Linked DNA regions of Homo sapiens: all the other regions are linked to region 2. The links are chromatin contacts, found by Hi-C in ENCODE. All regions are on one chromosome and are shown on one strand. Each heading gives the region's core, a stretch centred on a gene start or an enhancer-like site at or near the end of the contact. The rest is flanking DNA. Distances are from core to core; before and after follow the strand shown.

Region 1 (2,700 bases), core at 147-2,646, 790 kb after region 2:
TATGTTTTTACCACAATTAAAATTTTTAAAAATTGTTTTCAAAAGGAAAAAGTGTTTAACCATTAACATTTTTATACATTTAGTTCAAATTAACTTAAGCAGTCCTGTCCATAGTACATTGAACTGTACATAATACATTGCATTTAAAAATGGGCCAATAAGCAAGCTCATGCTAATAAAATAAATCAAATAACCTTGTGACTTTGGGACTCACTGGGCATGTGTTCCAAAGAACATACCATGCCTAGTGCTGTGGATATCAACAGGGCAAGATAAATGTGAAGGTTAAGAGTAGCCCTTCAACTTCAACTGCAATTTCTCCAGCGAGTTAGCCACAAGGTCCAACTGACCACAGGTGTCTCTTTAGATTAGGTGGTGAGAAAAAGACTGAAAAAGTCCTAGTCTTTGGCAACTACAAGATCATTGAGTGTCTAAGTTGTGAGGAAGGAATAAGAGAAAAAGTGAACTAGTTTGTGGTCAGTCCGAGACTCCATCTAGATTTTAGGATGGAGTGGCAGTGAGGGGTTTTGTAGGAGGGGCTTTCACAGATGGAAGTCATACCAAAGTGAGGGTCTATCATCTTAGAATCTCCAAAGGCAGATGGCATGGGTTCAAACCCTAGCTCTGCCACTTACTAGGTGTGTGGTTAGCTTCACAAATAACTTTATCTTAGTGTGTCTACTATCCTCCTCTGTAAAACAGGAACTACAATGGTAATAAAGTAGTACCTATCTCACAAGATGGGTAAGTAAATTAAAAGAATTAATAGTGTGAGGCCAGGCACAGTGGCTCACACCTGTAATCCCAGCACTTTGAGAGGCTGATGTGGGCGGATCACCTGAGGTGGGGAGTTCAAGACCAGCCTGACCAACATGGAGAAACCCCATCTCTAATAAAAATACAAAATTAGCCAGGCATGGTGGTGCATGACTGTAATCCCAGCTACTCAGGAGGCTGAGGCAGGAGAATCGCTTGAACCTGGGAGGCGGAGATTGTGGTGAGCCGAGATCGTGCCATTGCACTCCAGCCTGGGCAACAAGAGCAAAACTCTGTCTCAAAAAAAAAAAAAAAGAATTAATAGTGTGGCACTTGACATACAGAAAGCACCCGTGTTAGCCAGGATGGTCTCGATCTCCTGACCTAGTGATCCGCCCACCTCGGCCTCCCAAAGTGCTGGGATTACAGGCTCAAGTCTGCTTTTAGCTTCCCTATCTTAGTACACCTAAAAGGGAAAGGAATGTGCTTATTAAGGCCCACTGTTTCACTGAGACCCACTGTATAGGTGTGAAGTTTGGTGATTACCCAGGAGATTTTCCCCAGCTCCTTCTGTGTGGGAGCTGTCTTATCTGTGTTTTACTGTTTGCTCTTTCAGGCTGCTTGTTGTTAGAAGAGAAGTGACTTTTTGAACTGCATGAGATTAGAAAGGGAGCTATGTCTGAGCTGCTTTTTGTTAAAAGGAAAGTTTTCTGCCAGGGACTCACCTAAATAATTTCTCTCTGCCTCCTATAACATATTTCCCCCCTCTGAAATGGAATCCCTAACTGCCGTTAGGGGGAATTGGGTGATGACTTCTTCTGGCTACTTCCTGCTGGAGAGGGGCATTGTGTGGGGAACAGCAGCTAGGGCTCCTCCTGGGGTTGATTTAAGGGTTCCTGGTAGAAGGGAGGTTTCATTTTCAGCTTTATTTAAAGCACCATTTGAAGCTTGGTGGTTTCTAGGTGAGAAGAGATAAAGTTTACAAGGGGGCTTAGAATATAGGGTTCAACTGTGAGTATTAAGACTGCCATTATTAATGGGGGCACAATAGGCCATAACCATGACTACTGAGTTTGTTTGATACCTGCAAGCCATTTAAATGGATTGTGCTATTGTAAGTGGGTGTATGGGGCTTGGCTTTGTTTAGCTTCCTTGGTCTCACCTTCCCTGAAAAAAAGGAAACCTTGGGGTTATAGGTTACCTGTCAGTATTTGTAGGATAATTGCCCAGAACTAGAACATGTTTCCAGATTTTTACATTACCCATGCTTTTTTGTTTCCTTTGAGCTGCAGCCAGAGATTGACAGAAATAAACAGGGTTAGTTTAAAATGTAGGCAAGAACTTAAAAACAATTAATGAGACTACAAGCCAATGACAGATGTATAAGTTTTAAAACATAATTTTTCTCTCTTTAGTCCTCATTTTTGTTAAAAACAACTTATGGTAGGACTGAGCTGTTTGCAAAACAGACTTTAGTTTTAAACTTGGTCTGATTATTTGCATAAAGTCCAGCAAGAATAACCATCTTTTAGATCAGCTTTGATGGAAACTTTTTCCATAAGGAATCTCAGATAGGACCTTTTAAAGCCAAGCCCAGGAATGGGTTGAAACCTTTAAATACATGCGAATTGGGTAAACTTCTTTCTTCTTGAGGTTCCAGGTGCATGGGGTTTCTAGGCCTGTTAGAAAGTGACATTCTTTACTCACCGCAGGCTAGGAGCCCTGTACTGAGAAGCTGTAGTCTAGGTATGAGGCCAGTTTCCTAAGGTGCTTTTTATTGGCTTTACAAGTCAAGCCTGACTCCTTAAAGGGGAACACACCCTTCCAGTCAAAGCCTTGGTAAAACAACCAGTTTTTCCAATTGTGTCCTGTTGCAAAAGAAAATGGATTCTTGTTGCATTGATGCAAACTATATTGTTGTAATTTAAGAATACTTATAACTAG
Region 2 (2,716 bases), core at 67-2,566:
AACTCAGGAGGCGGAGGTTGCAGTGAGCCGAGATCACGCCATTGCACTCTAGCCTGGGTGACAGAGCAAGACTCCATCTTAAAAAAAAACAAAAGCAAAACAAAACAAAAAAACACCCAAATTGGTCATCAGTGAAAAATCAGATTAGCCACGCAAGTTGTCTCAAAGAAATAACTAATATCATCAAAACACAATAATCCAGTGACCTTCCTTAACAGACCAGACCAAGAAATGTAAAGGTAACTTAATTTTCTTAAATGTGTCATGCTACATGCTAAATAAATAAGAACATGAAAAAAAAAGAGTATATGGAAACAGAGGATGAAGTTTCTAAGCGCACCATGCATGTATCTACAACATCACGAATCTCTTAACTTTTCTTCCTCCACCTTCCGTACCCTCCCTGACCCCTAATTAGGATTATGTGTACTTGCCTATGAGTTCTCAAATAGCTAATGATACAAGGCTTTTCCTCAAACTCCTCCTTAGAAACATAGAACTCATTGTCATGAAACAAACATTTTCATATACTTTCTTGGGCAGGCTTTCTTCCCATTTAAAGAAAGCAATATTTACTTTTCAAGTGCTGTGACTAATTTTAGCTGAAAAAATTGGCTTGCTATAACGTGGACATAGCCTGTGGTAATAGGCTAAGTATTTAATTCAGCTTTTGCATCATTCCAGGTAAAGAAGCTGGTGTAAGAATTTTTAAATTTAAAGCAGACTTTTTTTTTTTCTATAGGAAGACTTTCGTATTCATAGTCATTTATATTATAAAATAGCTTCTTATTTACAGCTCCTCTCTCAACATTGACAGGGTAGTAAAAAGAGGCAAAATAAAACATTATCCGGGAGGCTGAGGTGGAGAATCATTTGAATCCGGGGGGTGGAGGTTGCAGTGAGCCAAGATCACATCACTGCACTCCAGCCTGGGGGACAGAGCAAGACTCCGTCTCAAAAAACAAAACAAAACAAAAAACAAAACAAAAAACAACAAAAAACAGAAACAAAAACATTATCAGGTAAAAGCACATGGTGTCTCTTGAATATTATTCGGCAATTTTAAAAGTTTATTCTTTCTGGGAAGAGAGCCTTTAGTCATTTTGCAGAAACCACTCTGGTTTGTAAATTAACTACATAAAACATTTTTAATCTTTGCACCTTGATTTAGTAGTTCCTTACTTGATCAAATTCCTTTTAACATCATGGGAGTTAATGTCTGAATAATTATTTTAGACTTGGGCTCAACACAGATTTCCATATGGGCAAATTCTAGGTAATGGGTGAAAAGTTTTGGTCTTTGTGTGTCAGGTGGAGGAGGAGGAAGTGAAACTTCATAGCTTTAGAAACTAATACATATTTTATTTCTGTTCTGTGTTCGATGGGATTTATAAATAGAACCAGGGGACTACCTGTGGAGGCCACATGTTGTTATATGGAAAAGTGAGACTTTGACATGTGCAAAATCCTGAGCATTATCCTGAAAATCTGTGTTCAGAAAAAACAACCCTTTAATCAGCTGCCCTTCCGATACAGGTGGTCTCCCAGGCAGCTTTTTCTGTGTGAACAAATGAACAAGGAGAGGAATCTGACTGGTCCATTAGTGAATAAGCTGCTTTTGGGGAAAAATGCGAACTGGATTAAGGCTGGATTTTCTAAGAAAGAGGATAGGATCTAAGACCTGGAGATTGGTATTTGGTTTTTACGCACACAATACCCTTTTAGTGATTCTAGTAGATCTAGAAAGGAAGTCTGGCCAACTCTCATCCACATGGGAAGAGGACCTAAAACTAGTACTATGGGAGCCTGAGTAGGCTTGAGGGTAAAGGGTTTGGGCAGGGCTGGCCCAAGGCAAAACTGTGAAGAAGGGAAAGCTTGGTTTCCAGATGAACTCCCAGTCCCAGCCTTACCCCAAGTCCAGGCTCCCAGTAACTTCCAATGGGGGCACCACAATTGTCCTTTCCTGCTTGAGCCTGGATTGCTTGGTTGGGATCCAGATTATAAAAGATGTAAGAAACAGTAAAACAAGCAACAAAAGCCAACAATTTATGTATGTATTTGTGATTATGAAGATAGTAGATGTTAATTACAGAAAATTTGGATATTCAATAAAAAATAAAGAAAATGGGTTACTTTTATCCATCCCTCAGAGTGAATCTTAGCATTTCTGTACATTCTATTTCTATTATACACAAATACATCACACACATTTTGGGCGGGAGTAGGGATATCACAGTTGACCTTTAAGATTATTTTTTCTCTCCTACTCATTAACATTTTTCTGTTCTATATTTCATTCCTTTAAGATCTTGTTGAACACTAGAGGAACAGTCAGTTTTGTGGCAATGTGACATATGCACAACTATACAATAAATATCATAGTTACTATGGCAAAAATGAGATTGGGGAAACACTCAAAAATACTTTGTCAGTGACACATGAAATAAGAGAAAGCTAATAAAAGTGGTAGCACAGTTGTACCCATGTTAAACGGTTAAGCAAGACATAACTTGTACAATAAATATGGCACTATCTCTTGAGAAAAAGCTATTGTTTACTTATGAAGTGGGCATTGGAAGGGTTGTACCTTGTGAGTTATTGTGCAGTGGTAGAAAGAAGGTTATTTGAAATCAACGGAAAGTCGTAACACCAGATGTGAATGGATGTAGCTTACTGTCCTCCATTTGGTATTGGCACCAAACATCACGGTTAAGTG
Region 3 (2,700 bases), core at 90-2,589, 760 kb after region 2:
AAGATTGTACTACCTTTTTACTCCATGTGTTATATCCTGAAAAAAATTCCAAGTCCAGGGAAAAACTTGATAAATAGAAGAATGAAAATGTGCTGTCCAAAATATGTAAAAATACCACAAAACAGATTGTAGAGTATTGTCTATAGCCATTTAACTTGCATGTGTGATAAAGAGTATCATCCAAATATAACCTTATGAAATTTTTTTTAACTTCTAGAAGTCAAAAAGTACCCAAACACACACACATACACACAAACTTATGCTTTGTAGACGGGAGGGAGGTTTGCCATATGTGCGACAAACCGAAGGTTAAATCCTTATTACCTAAAACACAGCTTATAAATTCATAAGAAAAAGATAACTTATCATAATAAATGAATAATATTAAGCAATTCACAAAACAAGAAATTCAAATGTTCTACTAACTTTTTATTCTTTTATTCATTCAATCAATATCTATTGGGCATTTGGTATGTGCTCAGCATAATACAAGACACCAGGTACATGGTGATGAGCAAAAACTGGCCCTTCTCTGTAATTATTCGCAATATAATATTAAACCCAACTTACAATAAAAGAAATTCAAAATAAAATGGTGCCAGGGAATAATCAGACAAGTGTAGAATTGCATACAAAAATATTAATTGAGCTATTATAATAAGGAAAACTTGAAACTACCTTAATGTTTATTAATTCACTGTAAGTTAAATAAATGGATATAGACACTAAATTTGTCCCTAAAAATATGTAATGTCATTGGACAATTCCCACTGCAAAATATGATGGAAAAAAGCATGTGATACTGATGTTTAGATATATGCAAATTTCATATTTTCTACAGTAAAAGTATTATTCTAATAATTAAGGAAAACGCTTTTTAAACAACCAACATGAATGCTTTTGACAGGGATGCCATCGTGTAAGTTAATTGCCAAATAAACTAAATAAACTTTTTTTTTTACTATTATTCTTCAGTTGACAAATAAAAACTGTATAATTTACATTGTATGACATAATGTTTTGAAATATACATAAATATGCTTTCTTGGATGCTCACAATTTGGGTACACTTTGGAGCATACTGGAAAATGCTCCTAACGTTGGAAGCAACACAGTCCCCTTACTTGAGCGATAAAATGTTACTTTGTTCCTTAAATTAAAGAAAGGTTCGAAGTTTAGTTTGACATTCACCTCTGCCTTTATAAAACAAACACAGCCTATAAAATAACTTAAACGCCCAGAGTGCCGAGTTTCGTCGGGCCCTGGCTGCGCCGGGCCGAGCCCTGCCCCGCGGAGGTCGCCGCCCAGCACGGTCTGCAGATGGCAGCCTCTCGCGGAAAGCCCCGCAACGCCGCTTCCTGCCTGGGGGCGGCACTTGGGGCCCGCGCCGGGGTTTCAGAAACCTGTTCGAGCCGTTCCTTTATGGCGGAACGTTCTTATTTAGTAAATATTTATTCCACTCCCCGAGGACCCAGCACTAATCACTGCCACTTCTCTTTAATAATAAATGGTGAACTTCAAATGCGGCAGAACTCAGCCGGCTAATCAGTGCTCGCCGGGAGGTGCAAAACTGTCTGAAGCCCACCGGTGGACATGAAAGACGGAACATTTCCTGTTCCAGCTCTCGGTGGCCCAGAATAAACTTCAGCCGAATGAGAGGATGTCTAGGCGGCCGCCCCCCGCGCGCCGGCCCGGGAGCCCGGGTTCCATCTGCCCGCGGCCCGGAGGTGCGCCCCTGCCCGCTTCGCCCCGGGGACCCTCGGAACCCGCGGCTCTGCCCTCCACACAATCTGGGCTGCCGCTCCCTTGGGCTTTTCGTGAAAGCTTCCTTTTAAATTCGCTGTTTGGTCGCAAGCCATTTAGCCCTTTCCGTGGGCCCGGGCGAGGGGCGGAGAGCGGAGAGCGACCCGAGCTCCTGGGAACCTGGGGGCTCCGCGCTGGGGACTCCAGGCCGCCCGCCTCGGCTCTGGCCAAGGGGTCAGCACGTGGGGTGGCGTTTGCCCCAGCATTCCAGCCCTTTGGTCTCCAAAGGCTTTTTGTATTCACTAGGGAAGGTAAGGGCCGCCCCTTTAATGGTTGCATTTTGGAATGTAACAAACTATGAGGACCACCCGGTACGCTTGCGTTGGCATCATACGAGCCCCGCGGTCCCACCGTCACCCACGGCTGATTTGGAAATGCCACGGGGCCTTTGGACATATGGAAAGACTTTTGGCCCAGACACAATAATAAAAATATTCAAAACGTCTTGAGACATAACTCATTTATCTACAATTCTGTTTACTCAAGGTGTAATTTTCATTCTATATTGCCCATTCTGGTGAAGACATGAGTGTTTGAAGCGGGCTGACTATAGTTTTATGATAAGCCATATTTTAGCTTTAAATAAGAACTGCATTGCCTCCAAAGTATTCCATCTTTTGTGTAACAGAGACCCACAGATCCTAAGTGAAATTTGTTCTCAAATTTAACACATTTCTGTAACATATTTAAACCTGAGTTAATTTAGAATGGGTTGCTGGCACCACTGGGATTGATACTGAAATGGTTTTGCCTCATTCACATCGAGCCCTGCAAATGTACTTTAAATTCTACGCTCTTAATAATCCCTAGGCATGGAGAAAAGATTGGAAGTTCTTTTTCTACAACCGCTCACTGAAAACAACACAGTGCACGGTTTCAGTGATGAGCTTGGAGTGC

The links. Hi-C counts contacts between places; a loop is a spot of excess contacts on that map. Pooled maps may share reads with other maps.
Region 1: a loop to region 2 is called in a pooled map, with 2.4 times the contacts of the local background. The contact joins two enhancer-like sites. A Hi-C loop is called at or near these places in 2 of 37 single-sample maps with no recorded cell type and 3 of 50 pooled maps.
Region 3: a pooled map shows a loop between it and region 2 (3-fold over the local background). The contact joins two enhancer-like sites. A Hi-C loop is called at or near these places in 4 of 37 single-sample maps with no recorded cell type and 3 of 50 pooled maps.

The regions. Positions count from the first base shown.
Region 1 is chr3:182,714,900-182,717,599 of GRCh38, forward strand. No RefSeq gene overlaps it. Among named protein-coding and RNA genes, the nearest start is that of LINC02031, 72 kb to the left of the region's middle. RefSeq lists a cis regulatory region at 279-368. Within about 2 kb of position 1,397, at least 2 of the 41 ENCODE cell types and tissues checked have a DNase peak (open chromatin) inside an H3K27ac peak, as active enhancers do.
Region 2 is chr3:181,920,026-181,922,741 of GRCh38, forward strand. No RefSeq gene overlaps it. Among named protein-coding and RNA genes, the nearest start is that of LINC01206, 31 kb to the right of the region's middle. Within about 2 kb of position 1,317, at least 2 of the 41 ENCODE cell types and tissues checked have a DNase peak (open chromatin) inside an H3K27ac peak, as active enhancers do.
Region 3 is chr3:182,681,057-182,683,756 of GRCh38, forward strand. No RefSeq gene overlaps it. Among named protein-coding and RNA genes, the nearest start is that of LINC02031, 38 kb to the left of the region's middle. RefSeq lists silencers at 1,206-1,275, 1,686-1,755 and enhancers at 1,426-1,475, 2,600-2,649. Within about 2 kb of position 1,340, at least 4 of the 41 ENCODE cell types and tissues checked have a DNase peak (open chromatin) inside an H3K27ac peak, as active enhancers do.